Regions from separate parts of the Mus musculus genome. Here region 1 is linked to region 2. The links are chromatin loops, found by intact Hi-C in ENCODE. Cell type or tissue: gastrocnemius. All regions are shown on one strand. Links, peaks and the distances in the headings refer to the core of each region. The heading gives the core; the rest is flanking DNA. Region 1 overlaps Gm51887 (a long non-coding RNA gene). Region 2 has its middle 8.7 kb from the start of Acyp2.

Region 1 (8,681 bases), core at 367-8,366, 420 kb before region 2:
CTCAGGAGAGCTAGCCTCACTGCTTACTTGGGCAGCTTGGGAGAGCTGGCCTTGAGGGTGTGAGGGTATGAGAGATGGCCCCACCCCTCACTGGCTACAACACTTGGGAGAGCAGGCCCTGCACCTTACCTGGTTAGCATAGTAGAGTTGGGCCTGGTATCCTGGTGGGAGAGCCAGACCCACCCCTTGCCAGCTGCCCTAAGCAGGATAGCTGACCTCACTCCTGCCTGGGCAAAGCAGGGGAGCTCACCCTGATGGAGCAGGTGTAGGAGAGAGCTGGTGAGCTGAACAACTCACCATCATCCAGGGCTTTGAGTTGGCCCACCCCAACATCTATGCCATCTGTGAACTGCTGGGGCTACAGATCCAAAACTACAAGACCTTCATGTCACAGGGCAACAACAGGACATCAGAAAGGAATCCCCGTGAGGATCCAGTATTGATATGGTAGCAGAACCCAGAGGCCTTGTACCACACCAATGACTCAATGAAATGAACATCTGCAAGTAACTGTTTAGGCAATAGGTATCCTGTGTGACATTGACACACCACAGCTTCTTCTGTGAGATGGTTTGTATGTGTGTGTGTTTATTGTTATTTTATTTTTTGAGGAAGATTGCAACAGCACAAGTCCAATACGGGGGGACAGGAGATGAGTGAGATTGGGGTGCATGATATGAAATTCACAAAGAATCAATAAAAAGTTAAGAAATAAGAAGTAAAGTATGAACCTTATGATTTTACTTTTCTTTTAAAATATGCACTTAATATGAAATATTACATGTAAGAACATTAAAAGTAGCTAATACTCGGTGGTGGAATTGAAGACCATTTAAAATTCCTTATTTTTAAACTATATATATATTTTTAGTTTCTTCTATAAAGAAGTTTTATATGAAATGAAAAATTTTAAGCATTTATGCAGTTAAGATTCCAACAGGGTATCCAGTTTCTTGGACACACCAATACTCTGGCACAACAGACCTGTCTTAGATAACAAGGTTTTCCAAAACAGGAATATTCTAGACAGATGGAGGACTAGCATCCCTGAGGAGTCCTTGAGCTCTGAACCCCAAATTCCTGACTGATTGCTCATTCTCCTAGAGATAAGAGCCTTGAGTGCTTATCACCCATCCATGCTGACCTGAAGCTTTCAAAACAGAACCCTGAAGTGTAGGCTGATCACATGAGTCCCATCTCCTGCGACAAATCCCCAATGTCTCTAGGCTCAGCATGTCAACAGCTGTGTCCTCCGCCTCATGCTCACACAAGCCTCCCCTCATGCTCCCACAAGCCTCCCCTCAGGTTCACACAACCCTCCCCTCAGGCTCACACAAGTCTCCCCTCATACTCACACAAGCCTCCCTGCATGCTCACATAAATGCTCACGCAAGCGTCCCTCTTATGCCCATACAAGCTAACTTCTTTGAGCATTTCTGACTGCACACTTCAGTCCCTGCACTTACCCTGGCAGGCCTCATAGGATGGCAGCTGCTGACATACTCCTGCCCTTGTTCTTGACTTTAAGCAGGTTGTGTGGGATACAATAGAGTCAGGAGAGGTAGGCAAGTGGAGAGGGGGCTTGTCTGAGCATTCTCTAGGAAACAAAGCTTTATTATGGTATAACTAACATAGACTATATTGTACATTATACAGCTTAAGCTTTCACATACACACATACCTCAGAAATAGCCACCACAATTACAAAGCCAAAAAAAAAAAACCTAACAAATGAAAAACAAGTAATCAGTATATTCCTTCTGTCTACACATAACTAAGATCTGCTTTCTGTTGCTGTGATCTTCATTCTCTATACACATGGAATGAATACACACACACACACACACACACATATATATATATATATACATACACACTCACATTTCATATATATCTATAAGAAGAAGAAAAGTACTTAAATGAATCAGAAATAGCCTCTTAAAGGGTTTTGTTTTGTATACTTTTGTTTTGTTTTATAGAGAGACAATGTCTTTGTATATAGCCCTGGCTTTCCTGGAATTCACAGAGATCTTCCTGCTTCCACTTCCCAACTTCTGGGTTTAAATGTGTTTGCCACCATGCCTGGTTTTTTTTTTTTTTAGACAGAATATGACTATGTCAACCAGGCTGGCCTTGTTGGGATTAAAGGTGTGATCCACCTCCCTCCGTGCCATTTCTTGACTGAATTGTTGCCACATATACCTACTAGTTTCTCTACTTAGAATTTTAAGCTATTGAAACACTCATCCTCTTCGTCATGTAGCTTAAGTGGAGCTTTTAAATATGTGTATTTTATTTTTATTATTGTTTTTATGTGTGTGGCTATTTTGTGCATGTACTGCTATGCACTGCTTGATGCCTGGTACCCATAGAGGCCAGAAGAGGGCATCAGATCCCCTGGTACTGGAGTTACAGACGGTTATGAGCTGCTAAACTTGGTTCAGAGACAAACCCTCTGGAAGAGGCCCAGTTACTTAACCACTGAGCCCCCTTTCCAGCCCTTGAACAGGTCTCGAAAGACATAGAGAACTAAACTAAAAGCTTCCAATGACCTCCTCCATCTTTTGAGTAGGAGGCTTTTTGCCTTACCTCAGCTTACTCGTTCTTCAGCTTTCTCTGCTCTTCCGTAACAGAACAGTCCTCAGAGAAACAGTGTTCTCATTGCCTCACTTCATGACCATTTTTTTTCCATCTACCCAGCTAACAGTCATTCTGGAGAGTAAGGGCAAGCCTCCTCTCCCTTCATTAGCTACCCATCTTTCCATTTTCTACCTAGATAAGCTCACTGTGTCAACACGCCAAGGATTGTGCCCCAGAACTAACAAATTCCCAGGATGTGCTTAACATTCTAACTGAGGTCTCTCACCTATCTTTTACAAAACAGCCAAGGTGGTCAACTTAGTGCAACAAAACACATTCACGGGAATTCAAGCCCTGCTTGGGCAATTTTAAGAGATCCTACTTCAAAATAAAAAGCGAAAAGAGGGCTTAGATGTATCTCAGTGGTAGGACACTCACACATAGCATGCATGAGACCCTAAATTTAGTCTCCCTTGTTAATCCCCCAATGAAAAACTTTTTATAAAACCTCTATAACATTTGTTTTCCTTCCTCCAATTATTAACCCAAGAAAACTGATCAGACTCTTAAGAGTGGTTCTATAAATCTTCAAGGATTCTTGTATGCTCTAGGAATACAGCTAGAATTTGAATATATTTTGGGTCTGTATTCGTTTTCATAGATCCTCTCCTTTATCCTGAAAGGTGCAACTAATAAAAACCCTGCTGAGGGGCTACAGAGTGAAGGGAGGCTCGGTGGTAAGGTACTTGTCGCACATGCGTGAGGCCCTCAGTTTAATCCTCAGCCCTGCAAAACCAAAACATAACTTCACACTCAGCTGGATTTCACAGAAGAATATCAACCAGAGACTTTTGGATGTTCAATCTTCATAAAGGTACTAAAAAACTAAAACAGCTCACAAATCAAAATTAAGATTCTAATAATCAACAGCTTGTATCTCCATATTGCCATATTTTTCATAGTACAATCATTTTAGTCTCTTGCCAAAAGCAAGCATTAAAATTTCTTTCTTAGCTTTTTATAGAAAATTTAAATTGTTGTGCTAGCTTCTCATGGTAACAATACTCTTAATTTTTGTCACACTGAATTGAGAAGTTGCCTAGCAATGTGCTTGTTATTACTCCATGTACAGAGTTAAATCCTCTCTCTGTAAGATTAATAGCCTCATTAAAACTGAAAGTTGAGTTCTTCTTGCAGCAAACACTCATATACATAAAATAAAAATAAATTTTAAATCTCAAAAAAATTTAAGATTTGAAAATAGATAAAAGAGCCTGGCATGGTGGCTTATACCTTTAATCCCAGCTCTCAGGAGGCAGGGGTAGGTAAATCTCTGAGTTTGAGGTCAGCCTGGTCTACAGAGCGAGTTACAGAAAAGTCAGAGCTATATAGAGAAGCCTTGTCTTTGAAAATCAAAAATAGAAAAGAAAAAAGGGAGCTAGATGGTTCAGCTGTTAAGCGGGCTGACTGCTCTTCTGAGTTCAATTCCCAGCAACCAACCATATGGTGTTTCACAACCATCTGTAATGGGATCTAATGCCCTCTTCTGGTGTGTCTGAAGCTACAGTATACTTATATACATAAATAATCTTTTTTTTTTTTTTTTAAAGAAGAAAAGTAGGAAAAGTGTGATTGGTTTTTCTTTTTCTTTCCAGTAAGTTTCTCTTCCGGTAGCCCTTGCTGTTTTGAAACTCCCTCTGTCTTGAAACCTTTGGTCTGTAGACCAGACTGGTCTTGAACTCAGAGATCTGCTTACCTCTGCCTCCCGAGTACTTGGAGTGTGACACCACTGCCCAACTTTTTTCTATAGAAATGTACCATCTGGATTTATCCCGCAGCCAAAATATGTCAAGAGATAGTTGTTGATTATTGTTATTATTATTATTTTAATTAGAGGGAGGATAAACTAAATCACAAAGAAACCAGCAGGAGGAGAAAAAGGCAGCAACTCCAACCTGAGAAAAAGGGTCCAAATCACCCTCAACTCCCATATCCAGGCTGTGTGGCCACACAGGACCTGTGACATGTCGCCTTTTCAAATGAGCCAAGAAATAGTTTCTGGGGTGAAACAGAAGACCACAACTTGCTGCCCAAAATAAAAAATAAACATAAAAGAAAGGGATTTTAGGAAGGAGACTGCAATACGAGTCAGATGCCACAGCAGTTTAGGTGAAACCAGAGAATGGCTGTTGCTCAGAGGTACAAGGGACTTTGGAAAGTCGCTGGTCTACTCTTACCTCTGGCCTCCTCTAGCCATAAAGAAATCAGCTCACCTCCCTGGTTTTTGGTTTCTTCATGTGAAAGATGCGGTGTGGTAATAAGGCCAGTGGTTCTCAACTCGGCTGCTTACCAGAATCACCTGAACTTGAACTTCTGTCCTAACCACCTTCCATGTTCCTGCTTGCAGAAGTTCCTGTTCTTACCTAGCTTTCGGAGCTTGATGGAAGAGTTTAAAGCCTGGCAGAATAAAAGCAAGAGAGATGGGCAAAATTCAAAATAGTAAAGGACCCAAGTACATGTTCTTGTTAGCAGAAATCCCTGGCAATGGGAAGGGGAGGAACAGTTGGGACTGACAAAGTAGCACTGCAGCATAGTTGGACAAGTTGTTCCTCAGCACACATGATACCCTGGATCTGATCTCCAGCAGCACATAGAACCACGTCTAATGGCACTTGGGGAGCTGGAGTCAAGCAGATCAAGAGACAAACGTCATCCCGAGTGGTATAGTGAATTCAAGCCAGGGCTAGGATTAGGAAGTGGAGCCTGGATGGAGGCAGGCTCCAAAGTTTCTGAAGGCTCTCTCTACTCCTAGTGTTTGTTTTCTCTCTGCCTCCTACTTGCAGATTACAAGTGAGACCTCAGCTGTTCCTGCTGCTAAGCCTTTGTTCTGCCACTGTGGACAATTAACCCTTTGAAACCATAAGGCCAAATTAAACAATTTCTTTTTAAAGTTGTCTTAGTCACTGTGTCTTATCACAGCAATCGAAAAGTATGACAGCAGACAAAATCAAACCAGAAAGAAAAAAAAAAGCACACGTTACTTACAAAACCTGACACCACCAATCTTGTAGGCACCATTGGATGCATGCTTGTGACCTGTCTACTCTCAGAGCTCTGCCTACTTACTCCCTGTTCCATCAACACTTGTTGGCTTCTTTTTTTGGTAGGCTCAGGAAAAACCACAGAAACAGTTTCTAAGGAGGTGCTAATGTCCAAAATACAAGTGTGAGCCAGGCCCAGCAAAGAGCCTTGAGGCCAAACCAATGACCTCAGGACAGCCTCTCCATGGTAGGCCTCTCATTCTTACCAGAGGACCTGCCTGAGGAAGGCACAGCCTCGATAATCCTGCTTTACTACATCCCCTTTCCTCTGACCCTCCACCTTTTCATAGCCTTAAGTGTGCTTGAATCTTATGTCATATGTCTAAAAACAAATGTGACTCATTTTCTTTCACCTCCCTGGACCCTCAAAAGATGGGGTCTACAGTGGAAGTTCACTTTTCTGGAAACATGTGTTAGCTCTATCTAACTCCCACTAACTAATGAGAAGTGGGTTTAGGAGTAAAAGGAGGCAAAGGGGGTCTTTCTACAGCAGAATCAGGTGAGATGCACTCTGTCACTTATTGCCATGGCCCACGTAAGTTTACATTTGCCTGCCATTAGGTTCTGGCCACACTTCTCAGGCCAGCTGGCTTTCAATGGGAAATTTCCGTGAGATAGATACACAATCTATAGTACCCACTGCTCTAGGGCTTCTGCTGCCCAAAAGATCACTGAGCAAAAGACTGCTTAGAAAATATATGGTGGTTTCAGATGTGGAGCAAAACCTACTCGATTAGCTTTATTTTAAGTTTGCCCTTCCTGTGTCAGACTTCTCAAATGTTCACAGCTCCTCCCATGTTCTGCCAACATTCTATGGTCATCCTGGATCTAGGCTGTCTAACACAAACTTTTGCTATGATGTAAAACTGTCTATCTGTGCTGTCTAATATGGAGCCTCAAACTCAAACGGGCTACTGAGCATTTCAAAGGCAGCCAGTATGCCAAGAAGAGAGTATCTAATTTTATTATGTTTGATTTAATTTAAATATAATTAGAAACCTCAGGCTTGTGGCCAGCCTACTGGACAATACTGGTTAGGCCTTAATTCTGAGAACAGACCAGAGGATAGACTATAGGCTGGCACTGCATGGAAGGAAACACCCAGAGAGCTCTTCTAAGTCCCTGTGCCTATGTTGTAGGACAATGAAATCAGTACTCTGGGAAATGTGACCCAGACAGGTTTTTTTTTTAATATTTGTTAACATATTTTATTCCTTTTTATATATGTCAGTACACTGTCAGTTTCTTCAGACACACCAGAAGAGGGCGTCAGATCCAATTACAGATGGTTGTGAGCCACCATGTGGTTGCTGGGAATTGAACTCAGGGCCTCTAGGAAGAGCAGTCAGTGCTCTTAACCACTGAGCCATTTCTCCAGCCCCCAGAGAGTTTTTAAGGTTCTTCAGTGACACCAGTAGGAGACTAAGTTGAGAATTACTACTCTAAACCTCAAACATATCTTGAGTAGCAGCCATACAAATGCAAACAGGGTAACTAACATATGAACAATTAAGCCAAACAACTGCACCTAAGATGTAAATCAACTTTTGATGCATGGCAGATGCTCACCTGTCAAAAGTAAAGTAAGTGCTTGGCCTCTAAGGAAATTAATGAGGACAAAAAAAAAAAAAAAAAAAAAAAACACCTCTCAGAAAAGACAAAAAGAGAGGATTTTTTTTTTCATATAATTACCACCAGCCAAAGCCTACCTATCAGGAGCATCACCTTTCAACAACCAGGTACACCGAAAATCTAATATTTTGAACAAACATCTCTAATTGGATTTCTCTCTTTATCTTCCACAATCGCTGTGCCTAATTGTAAACTACTATCATTCTGTATTTTTCTTCAAAGGATAAGTCTGTGCCTTTTCAATGGACACATTCAATTTCTTGAATGGCAGCAATTAAAAAGCAGGTACTGGTGTAAAGTCCTGCTCTGGTGCGCTCTTCTCCAGCAGGCACTGCTTCAAGCTCCACTCGCCATTACTGACGTCACCAAATGGCTCCTTAACCGCGTGAAGCTTCTGCTAGAAACCCTGACTTATAGAGGTGTCATACATGATGTAAGGAGCACCCAAAGACACTCAGGTTTCTACAGCCTCTCCTCTTCCAATAAGCATTTCCCAACGGCATGTAATGCTCTTCAGGGCGGCTGTTGACAGCATTCCAAGGCTGATACAAAAAGCTTTTCAACGTAGCACTGCTGAGCAGGAAGACTCTCTGGAGACAAGTGAAGTAAATGTGACCCAAAGTTATACTCTCTTCCCCCAGTTACTGTGCACAGTCATCCAATCACAGAACCCAACTCTGGAGTTGGCAGGAGCTTCAGTGAGGCACACCAACCAACCAACCAGCCAACTCCCCCCTCTAAGAGAAAGCTGGCTGTGGCCATTTACACTCACTGCCAAGAAAGAATTCCTTACAGAACAAATAGAATTCCTGTTGCCATGGCAATCAGACTGAGTTCCTGTCCATCTTGGCCTGAGTGGGCACTCAGCAGCACCATTAACCTCTCAACTGCTCACCTCTAAAGGCGGCAGAATCCAGACGTTTAACAGGTTAAAATGACACTCACAATGGGATCCAGCCTACACTCAATTTGCATTATGAGGGATAGGGCAAAAGCTTTGGCCTACATAACCCAGATTCTCAGATAAAGACTGGACATCAATTAAAACTGGTCTTAGATTTTAGAAATAAACTTCAATATAAGCTCTAAAATCTGTATGAGAAATACTTTAAAAGATGTTATTTATCTGACATTCAAATGTAACCAAGCATTATGGGTTTTCTGTTCTGTTTCAGTTTTGATTTCCCTGTTTGCAACTCCACACATCCCTATGCTGGGAGGTGAAAGACTGAGAGGAGGAGGACTCACTCTTCTGTCCCCACCTACTCCCCCACCCAACCATTCCATTATCTTAGGGTCTGCAGAAACTAATTAACTACTGCTACCTGATAAATGAGTGCCTAGGCTTCTGTATACCACATGTGCTAA
Region 2 (8,681 bases), core at 199-8,198:
TGAGAGGGAAATCAGGGAAACAACTCCCTTCACAATAGCCATAAATAATATAAAATATCTTGGTAGAACTCCAACCAAGCAAGTGAAAGACATGTATGACATGAACTTCAAGTCTCTGAAAGAAAAAACTGAAGAAGATATCAGAAAACAGAAAGATCTTCCATGCTCATGGATCAATAGGATTGATGTAGTAAAATGGCAATTTTCCCAAAAGCATCTGCAGATTCAATGAAATTCTCATCAAAATTCCAACACAATTCTTTACAGACCTTAAAAGAACAGTTTTCAACTTCATATGGAAAAGCAACAAATCTAGGATAGCTAAAACAATCCTGTATAATAAAAGAACTTCTGGAGGTATCACCATCCTTGATTATAGGCATAATACACCTGTATTACAGAGAAATAGTAATACAAACTGCATGATATTGGTATAGAAATAGGATGATCAATGGAATTGAATCAAACACTCAGGCATAAACCCTCACACCTATGGACACTTGATTTTTGACAAAGATGCCAAAACCTTACAATGGAAAAAAGAAAGCATCTTCAACAAATAGTGCTGGTTTAGCTCTATATTTAGAAAAATGTAAATAGATACATATTTATCACCCTGTACAAAATTCAAGTCCAAGTGGATCAAAGACCTCCACATAAAATTAGATACACTAAATGCAATAGAAGAGAGAATGAGGAATAGCCTTGAAATAATTGGTACAGGAGACAACTTCCTGAGCAGAACACCAAAAGCTCAGGCACTAAGCTCAACAGTTAATAAATGGGACATCATGAAACTGAAAAACTTTGTACAGCAACGAACACTGTCAATAGGACAAAGCAGAGGTATACAGAATAGGAAAAGATTTTCACCAACTCTACATCTGAAAGAGGGCTACTATCTAAAATATATAAAGAACTCAAGAAGCTAGACACCAACAAACCAAATAACCCAATTTAAAAATGGGGTAAAGAAAGAATTCTCAACAGAGGGTTCACTAATGGCTGGCTGTCACTTAAATGTTCAATATCCTTAGTCATAAGGGAAATGCAAATCAAAATGACTCTGTGATTCCATTCATCAGAATGACTAAGATCAAAAACTCAAGGGACAACACATTGCTGGTGAGGATGTGGAGCAAGGGGAGCACTCCTCCATTGATGAAGGGAGTGAAAATTTGTACAACCACATTGGAAATCAACTTGGTGGTTTCTCAGAAAATTGGAAATATTTCTACCTCAAGACCCAGCTATTCCACTCCTGGGCATATACCCAAAAGATCTTCTATCATCCCACAAGGACACGTGCTCCACTACATTCATAGCAGATTTATTCATAATAGTCAGAAATGGGAAACAACCCAGATGCCCCTCATTGAGAATGGATAAAGAAATTGTGGTTTATTTATGTAATGGAATACTACTTAGCTATTGAAAACAAGAACATCAAGAAATTTGCAGACAAATGGATAAACTAGAAAAGATCATCCTGAGTGAACTAATCCAGACCCAAAAGGACACACATGATATATAACTCACTTATATATTAGCCATAAAATACAGGATACCCATACTATAATCAACAGACCCAAAAAAGCTAAACAAGGAGGGCCCACAGGAGGATGCTTAAATCTTACTCAGAAGGGGAAACAAAGTAGTCATTGGGGGCTGATGAAGGGAGGGAAATGATTGAGAAAGCAGATCCAGAGGAAAACAGGACTGGAGAGATCAGGTGTAGGAAGAGCCAGGGAGAAAGGATCTGGAGAGTGAATGGAAATATGTGGCATCTGGGAGTGAGTGGGGGGTATATTTCTAGGATGTGCCAGAGACTTGGGATGGGGGAGGCTACAGAGAGTCTATGAGGGTAGACTCTAGCTGATACTCTTAGCAGTGGGGGATATAAAGCCTGAAGTGGCCATATTGTGTAACCAGGCAGGAATCCCAGTGGAGGGAAAAAGACACCAACCCACCTACAAAATCTTCAACCCCAAATTTATTCTGTGTACAAGAAGTATAGGATCAAAGATGGAGCAGAGACTGAGGGGATGGCCAACCAATGACTTGAGAACCATCCCATGGGCAAGAACCAATCCCTGACACTATTAATGGTAATCTGTTATAGGAACCTAGCATAACTGTCCTCTGAGAGGCTCAACCCAGCTGATGGAAACAGATGCAGAGACCCTCAGCCAAACATTAGATGCAGCTTGAGAGGGCTTGTCAGAGTTGAGGGAAGAATTGAGGGACCAGGAACAGATAGGGACTCCATAGGAAGACTAACACAGTTAACTAACCTACACCCTTGGGGGCTTCCAGAAACTGAACCGCCAACCAAAGAACATACATGGACTGGACCTAAGGTTCCCCCAATAATGCAGGTCTCACAACAACTGGAACAGGGCCCGTCCCTGACTCTCTTGCCTGGCTGTGGATCCTGTTCCCCTATCTGGGTTGCCTTGTCTGGCCTCAGTGGGAGAGGATGTACCTAGTTCTGCAGTGACTTCATGTGGCTGGGTGGGGCTTCCCCCTTCTCAGAGGAGAACGGAAGACAGGAAGGAGCCCTATGAGAAGGGATACAGGATTGTGATTGTGATGTAAAGTAAATAAATAAATTAATTAACGGAAAAACAAGAGTTGCCTTGGTGATGATGTCTCTTTACAGCAATAAAACCCTAACTAAGACACTGTCTAAGTACATCCTTTTTTTTCCCTGTAATTTAAACCTTGACTACTTTAATGCTTGGGGGCAAAACCTTCACAATAGAAGTAGATCAAAAATTAAACAGAATGGAAATTCAAATATGCCATACCCTGATGTCAGTTAAGAAGCATTAAAAAGTTCAATACTTAAAAGATGTAGGGGGGCTGGCGAGATGGCTCAGTGGTTAAGAGCGCCGACTGCTCTTCTGAAGGTCCCGAGTTCAAATCCCAGCAACCACATGGTGGCTCACAACCATCCATAACGAAATCTGATGCCCTCTTCTGGAGTGTCTGAAGACAGCTACAGTGTACTTACATATAATAAATAAATAAATCTTTAAAAAAAAAAAAAAGATGTAGGATAAAGACTGGTGAAAAAAAAAATCTAAAAGCCAGGCATGGTGGCACATGCCTGTAATCACAGCACTCTGAAGAATAAAGCAGGAGAATCAGGAGTTCAGCCTTGGTTTTGTAGTCAGAACCTAGGGGTGTGGATTAGAGAGGAAGGTAAAGAACAATAAACCTAACCCCCAACCTTCTGAAAACTAATGTGTTGAAATATTATAGGACAGGCTTACGTAGGATACATTATTTGTTGTCTACTTCATTTGCAGATATTTTATTTTTATAAATTAATGAAACATAAACATTAAGCAGAACCCTTCTGGCTGGGTGCAGTGGTACATTCCCTTAATCCCTGAACTAGGGAGAGTCTAGGCAGTGAGATCACTACAAAGTAGAGGCCAGCTTGTATCAAATGAAACCTAGCTCTCTAAATACAAACAAACCAAGCACCTTTACGGAATGCTGCTTAGTTATAAAGCATAATTTCTGTTCTCTTGCTGCCACCTACCAACCATCCAAGGCAAAGCAGGCTATGAGCATTGGATAATCCCTTCAGAAATGTTAGCAGCATCACTTCATGCTCTTTTGGCTAAGATCAAGTATAGAAATGAATGCAGCACCTCGACTGCCTCTCATTTCAAAGTTTCAAAATCACACTTCCAAACAACCTGTACACATAGCAATCCTTTCAATGACAAGCAGATTTAGGTACTGTTAGGGTTCTTCACTCAACAGGCGGCTTAAATATGGAAGAGTCAGCCCTGGATTATTATTAGATATGGGTGTTATAGAAAAAACAGGTTAAGGAAATTCATTTAGTAAATGCTGGTTGACTCCTTTAATATGTGTTTTAAGATGGTTTTAATCTACCTGTCTGTCTTTCTATCTTATCTGTCTATCTGTCTGTCTGTCTAGGAGGCATCCACATTCAACAGTGTCACTGTACAACATGTGAGCATTGATGATCTCCTACTACCATGTGGGTTCCACGGACTAAAATCAGGTCATCACATTTGGTGACAAGTGCCTTTATCTATAAGCCATAATGCTTTTATACTGCATCCATTGATGCATCAGTCTAGTTGAAACACAATGTGTTTCAGAGGCATTTGTTATATAAGTAAGATGGGCTTACTCCAACACAGGAAATGCTTTGCTCAATTTCATCTGTAATTATTTACCTTTCAGTTATAAAACCCTAATATAGAACTGTTAGCAGTGAAATGACTATAGCATTGCAACAATAATGATGATTTTTGTCAGGTCACAAAGAAACCTGGTCACCTGTGGCTCCTGCCAGCACTTCTCACCCTAGCCCCTGCTAAGGTTCAAGAATTGCTGAAGGAAGAACCCAGACTCAAATAGTATGCAAAAGTAAAGGGTGTTTCTTCTGCAGAAACAACCAGCATGCAGGGGGTCAACCATTCATGAAAATGGCAACCACCAGAGAAGCTCTCAGGCTCCTTCTATGTGGGATTAGGGCAATTTTCCTAGCAGCAGTGATATTAGTACAATTTTAATAGGTTGCTATGTTAGTTCTACCATTCCTGGTGAAGCCTTGAAGAATTACAGAGACTGACTCAGCTCCAGCCTTGCTGTCTCCTTAGGCCAGAAACCAGAAACCAGAAACCAACTCAGCTCCCAGGAACCAACTCAGCTCCAAGCTTATCTTTCCTATGTCAGGGCTATCAGTGATGAACGACCCATTGCTAGTGGCTTTCTTTGAGGAATCTTATACGCTTTTCTGGGAAGCTGAAAAAGTTTTATTCTCAAGTTTTAAAACCTCTCACCTCTACCTTAAACCTCTCTAGCCCAGTAGCTGGACTTCCATCCTCTTTCCCCAGGCTTCTTCTTTTCTTCTTTTTCCCATGTAATCCAGACACTTCAGCTCATAATCTCTCTCTCTCTCTCTCTCTCTCTCTCTCTCTCTCTCTCTCTCTCTCTCTCTCTCTCTCTCTCTCGATTTGTTTTTTCAAATTTTATTTATTTATTTTATTTACATCCCAAACACTGCCCTCCCTGCCCCCCCTTACATTCCTTCCCCATTGCCCCTCCCCTTCTCCTCTGAGAGGGTGCCCCCCCTCATGTTTTCCAGTTGGACCTCTCTCTTATCATTCTCTCTTGCTCTCTCCCTCTCTCACTCTTCTCATGGCATTGTCAGTCTGGACCCTTCCAAGTGCCCCCAACTATGCTTTCCTTCACATCTACAATAAAACCTTACCCTCAACCATACCTTGGGGAAATCTTGTCTTCATTTTAATTCAAACTTACAGCAGTTTCCTCCCATTTAATTTACTTTACAGAAACCATGTTGACTAAGTTAGACAAGTATTATAACTATTTTAGAACAAAATAAATAGTCTCAGAACCTTTAAGGAATTGTTTAAGATCACCAGGAACAGAATCCTACACAGAGGCAAATCTCACTTTCCGATGGTCTTTCATTCACTTGTTAGCAAATACTATAGTAAGATGAATGTGTGCCATAAGCGGGTATTGAGGATAATGTGGTGTTCTATTTAAAAACTGGAGGTATGTTAGGGAGAGTCTGAGGAAACCACACCTAAAGAATAGATCAAAGAAAATCAGAAGAGAAAATGGGAGGCATGGATCCAGGCAAAGGGAATAACAAGGTGATAACCCAAATTCCTCTGTGTCAGTGCCCAAAAAACTCCTTTCCCCAAAGCCTGGCATTTAGACAAAGGCCAACACTCCCTCAGGGACGTAAAGATAGTTCCCATTTGCTAAAAGGAATCATTCTACTTATTTCTGGCAAAAGGAACATATAGCTGTCCCATTAACATGTGGCTGTGATGTCTATTATTAGAATGTTTAGGTCAACACTAGCTTCTAGGTTCCCTCATTCCAAGCAAAAGCCCCCACCCCAACTCACAGGCTCTTTTCTTCCCAAGTACCCATTCCCATGTGATCCTAGAGATCCCTCTCCCATTCCCTAGCCCCATCCCAGCACTTCTCTCTGATATCGCAAGAGACAACTTTGGCAATTTGGAATAAACTTTCCCCTTTTCACCCATGGACCAGCTATTTTTCTTTACTGTGCCCATTTCATTCATCTGGTACTCAAAACCTGGGAGGGGCATATATGAACCCTCTTCCAAGAATCTCAGCTTCTCCTAATCCAACCAAATTGTCAATGTTTCCTTTCTAGCAGGGGATGACTTGTCCATGCTGGCTTCTACCATCCACTGTATTTGACTCCAAATTCTAGAGTTTTACTCTTCAGCCACTTCTTCCCTCTGCCTGTTCTACCTATCAGTATCTTCTCACCTGCTCAGTAAATAGTCTCTCTCTGACTCCTGAAGCCTACTGTGCCCTCCTGAGCACCTCTCATCTGGGCATCTCTCCATCTCTTTTGCTCCTGAAGATAACTATGTCCTCCAGGGTATCCACTACAAGAGCATCTCTCTACTAAGACACTTACCACTCTTCCTATATTGGAGCCCTTCTTTCCCCCCAAAAGCCTCTCCATATGTTTCTCCTGACCTGCTCTAACGTATACTAATCTCTCCTATACTATGTTTCACTCCTGAGTCTTGTCTATAATTACCATGAATTTCACATTGGTGTATCAGGATGCTCCTCTAGTCCTACTGAGCCCCCATCACATGGAAAGGTATCTTCTCCTGTGTGATTTAGGACATTTCTATCTGACAAGTCTCAGTCTGCTTGAGGAAACCTAGATTGGAATTCTCATCGCAGCACTTGTCCTTCTCTGCTCTTCCTTTAATCCTTCTGGATGGAACTAAGAATGTCTCGCTTCCCCCTGGTCTGCCTTAGGATCTTCCCACTAAAAACCTAACCCCTCAACTCTGCTTGCTTGTCTACTCAAATCTCTACCTACCCTAGGATTTACTGAAATTATTAAGCTTTGTCACTTTGTTTTTACTGCAACATGGGCCGGCCATAATACAAACTTGAAAATCAGTCTCAATGGGCAAAGGATGGCATATTTGACATCAAATCTTCGCTGATCTTGACAAACACTAACACTGCATGGGAAAGTGGTCTGAGTCCACCTATGTATGGGCTTTCTTCACTTTTCATTCTCACCCTTCCCTCTGTACTCATACCATGTTCACCAGGTTCTAAAAAAAAAAAAGCAAGCCCCTTCCTGAAGCTGGTCAGGATCTAGAGCCCTCTGTTCCCACTCTTTTAAAAGACTTCAATATAAAGGATGAACCATGACCCTGACCCTGGGCATCTCCTCAACTTAACTCTTTCTCCAGTACTCTCCAAGGAAATTAATTTTGATAAACTGAAGGAGGTCACCCAGAATCTAGATGAAAAATCTGCCCAGGTCCTCACTATGCTTACACAATCCTTCCTTTAGTATGAAAAGCTAGATTGTCCTAATTTTCAAGGGTAGCTTTTCCTTAACTCTCACTTTTCTTCAAAACTTAAGAGGCTGGATGATGGGCCTCAAACATCCCCTAAGAGATCTGTTCACTGTAGCATTTATGGTATTTAATGAAGGAGATGTACAGGAAAAGACAGAAAAAGCTTCTCATGATAGAGTACCAGCTCCTAGCTGTAGCCCTTAGGTCTTCTCCGAAGAAGATGAGGCAGAGAAGAACGACACCTGGAGCTTGCTTTAAATGTGGCAAAGCCAGAAACTGGTGAAAATCTGCCTTCATTCAGCCTGCCACAATGACCCTGTCCAAACTGTGGATAAACAAGACACTAGAGAATTGACTGACCCTCTTTGCCTAGACAAAGCAGATGTTTTCCCCAATTTCCTCCTTCACAGAAAAGTCTCTTGGATCTTCTGGGCCTGGCAGCTGAAGACTGATGCTGCCCTTGGACTTCACTCCCAATAAAATCAAAATTACTACTGAGGAACCTAGGGTAACTGTCCTGGTAGCTAATAAGTCTCTGTTATTCTTAATAGATTCTGAAGCTACTTGGTCTATATTTCCTGATTACTGCAGTGAAACTTATTCTCCTCAGATCATCAATCATGGTGAATGTTCACAGTCAGCCCCATCATCCAAGCACTATGGGGCCCCTCCTCTGATTCCTCTGGGTCCACGTAATAGCCAACTCCTTCCCCATCATACCTCATTGCTCAACCCCATTATTGGGCAAAGATATCATAATAAAGCTACACATTTCCTTTTCTTTTCAACCAACTCCCTCTAGAGTTTTTCATCTACTCCTAATGTCTGAGGAGCCCTGATATTCACTGACTAACATTAATGCTCCACTCTACCCCCTACCAGATTCCCTCAATGACACAAAAGTATGAGACATTGCCTCTCTCTCTCAGTGGTGTCCATCATTCTACTGTTGAGATCCTACTCCAAGCTAAGCAATTTTGCCTTTAATACTAGCACTCAAGAGGGAGAGGGAGGGGGGAGGGAGGGGGAGGGGGAGGGAGATGAAGTAATGTTCCACTTGCACCCCAACTGCCCCACAAGGGGGATTGTGACTCCCTCCCTACTTTAACCCACACCAATTTAGGGGCAGTTTTCCATGGGGGTTTTGGCACTTAAAGTCTTTATACATGCTTCCAAACAAAACACATAAATATGTGTCTTACTATGGTGGACACTTTCTCAGGAGGATAGATGCTTTCCCTGCTGCCGCTGAAACTGTAGAAATGGTTTTCTCCCATA

Evidence for each region. Hi-C counts contacts between places; a loop is a spot of excess contacts. Peaks named below come from ENCODE experiments on the same cell type or tissue, not always from the same donor. Only the 100,000 strongest peaks of a DNase experiment are listed, where the experiment ranks them.
Region 1: it touches region 2 in a loop (6-fold over the local background); 30 of 42 quality-filtered maps call a loop at or near these places.

The regions. Positions count from the first base shown.
Region 1 is chr11:30,235,756-30,244,436 of GRCm38, forward strand. Gm51887 (a long non-coding RNA gene) reads left to right here. Exons shown (of 3, transcript XR_003949652.1): 3 at 1-1,485. It also overlaps a transcript of Sptbn1 not described here. Among named protein-coding and RNA genes, the nearest start is that of Gm51887, 18 kb to the left of the region's middle. In gastrocnemius, for the core only: a CTCF peak has its summit at 2,380 (motif pointing right); DNase peaks (open chromatin) are centred at 2,407 and 8,048; H3K4me3 peaks cover 1,507 bases; H3K27ac peaks cover 4,370 bases.
Region 2 is chr11:30,653,749-30,662,429 of GRCm38, forward strand. No RefSeq gene overlaps it. Among named protein-coding and RNA genes, the nearest start is that of Acyp2, 8.7 kb to the left of the region's middle. In gastrocnemius, for the core only: a CTCF peak has its summit at 3,556; a DNase peak (open chromatin) is centred at 3,548.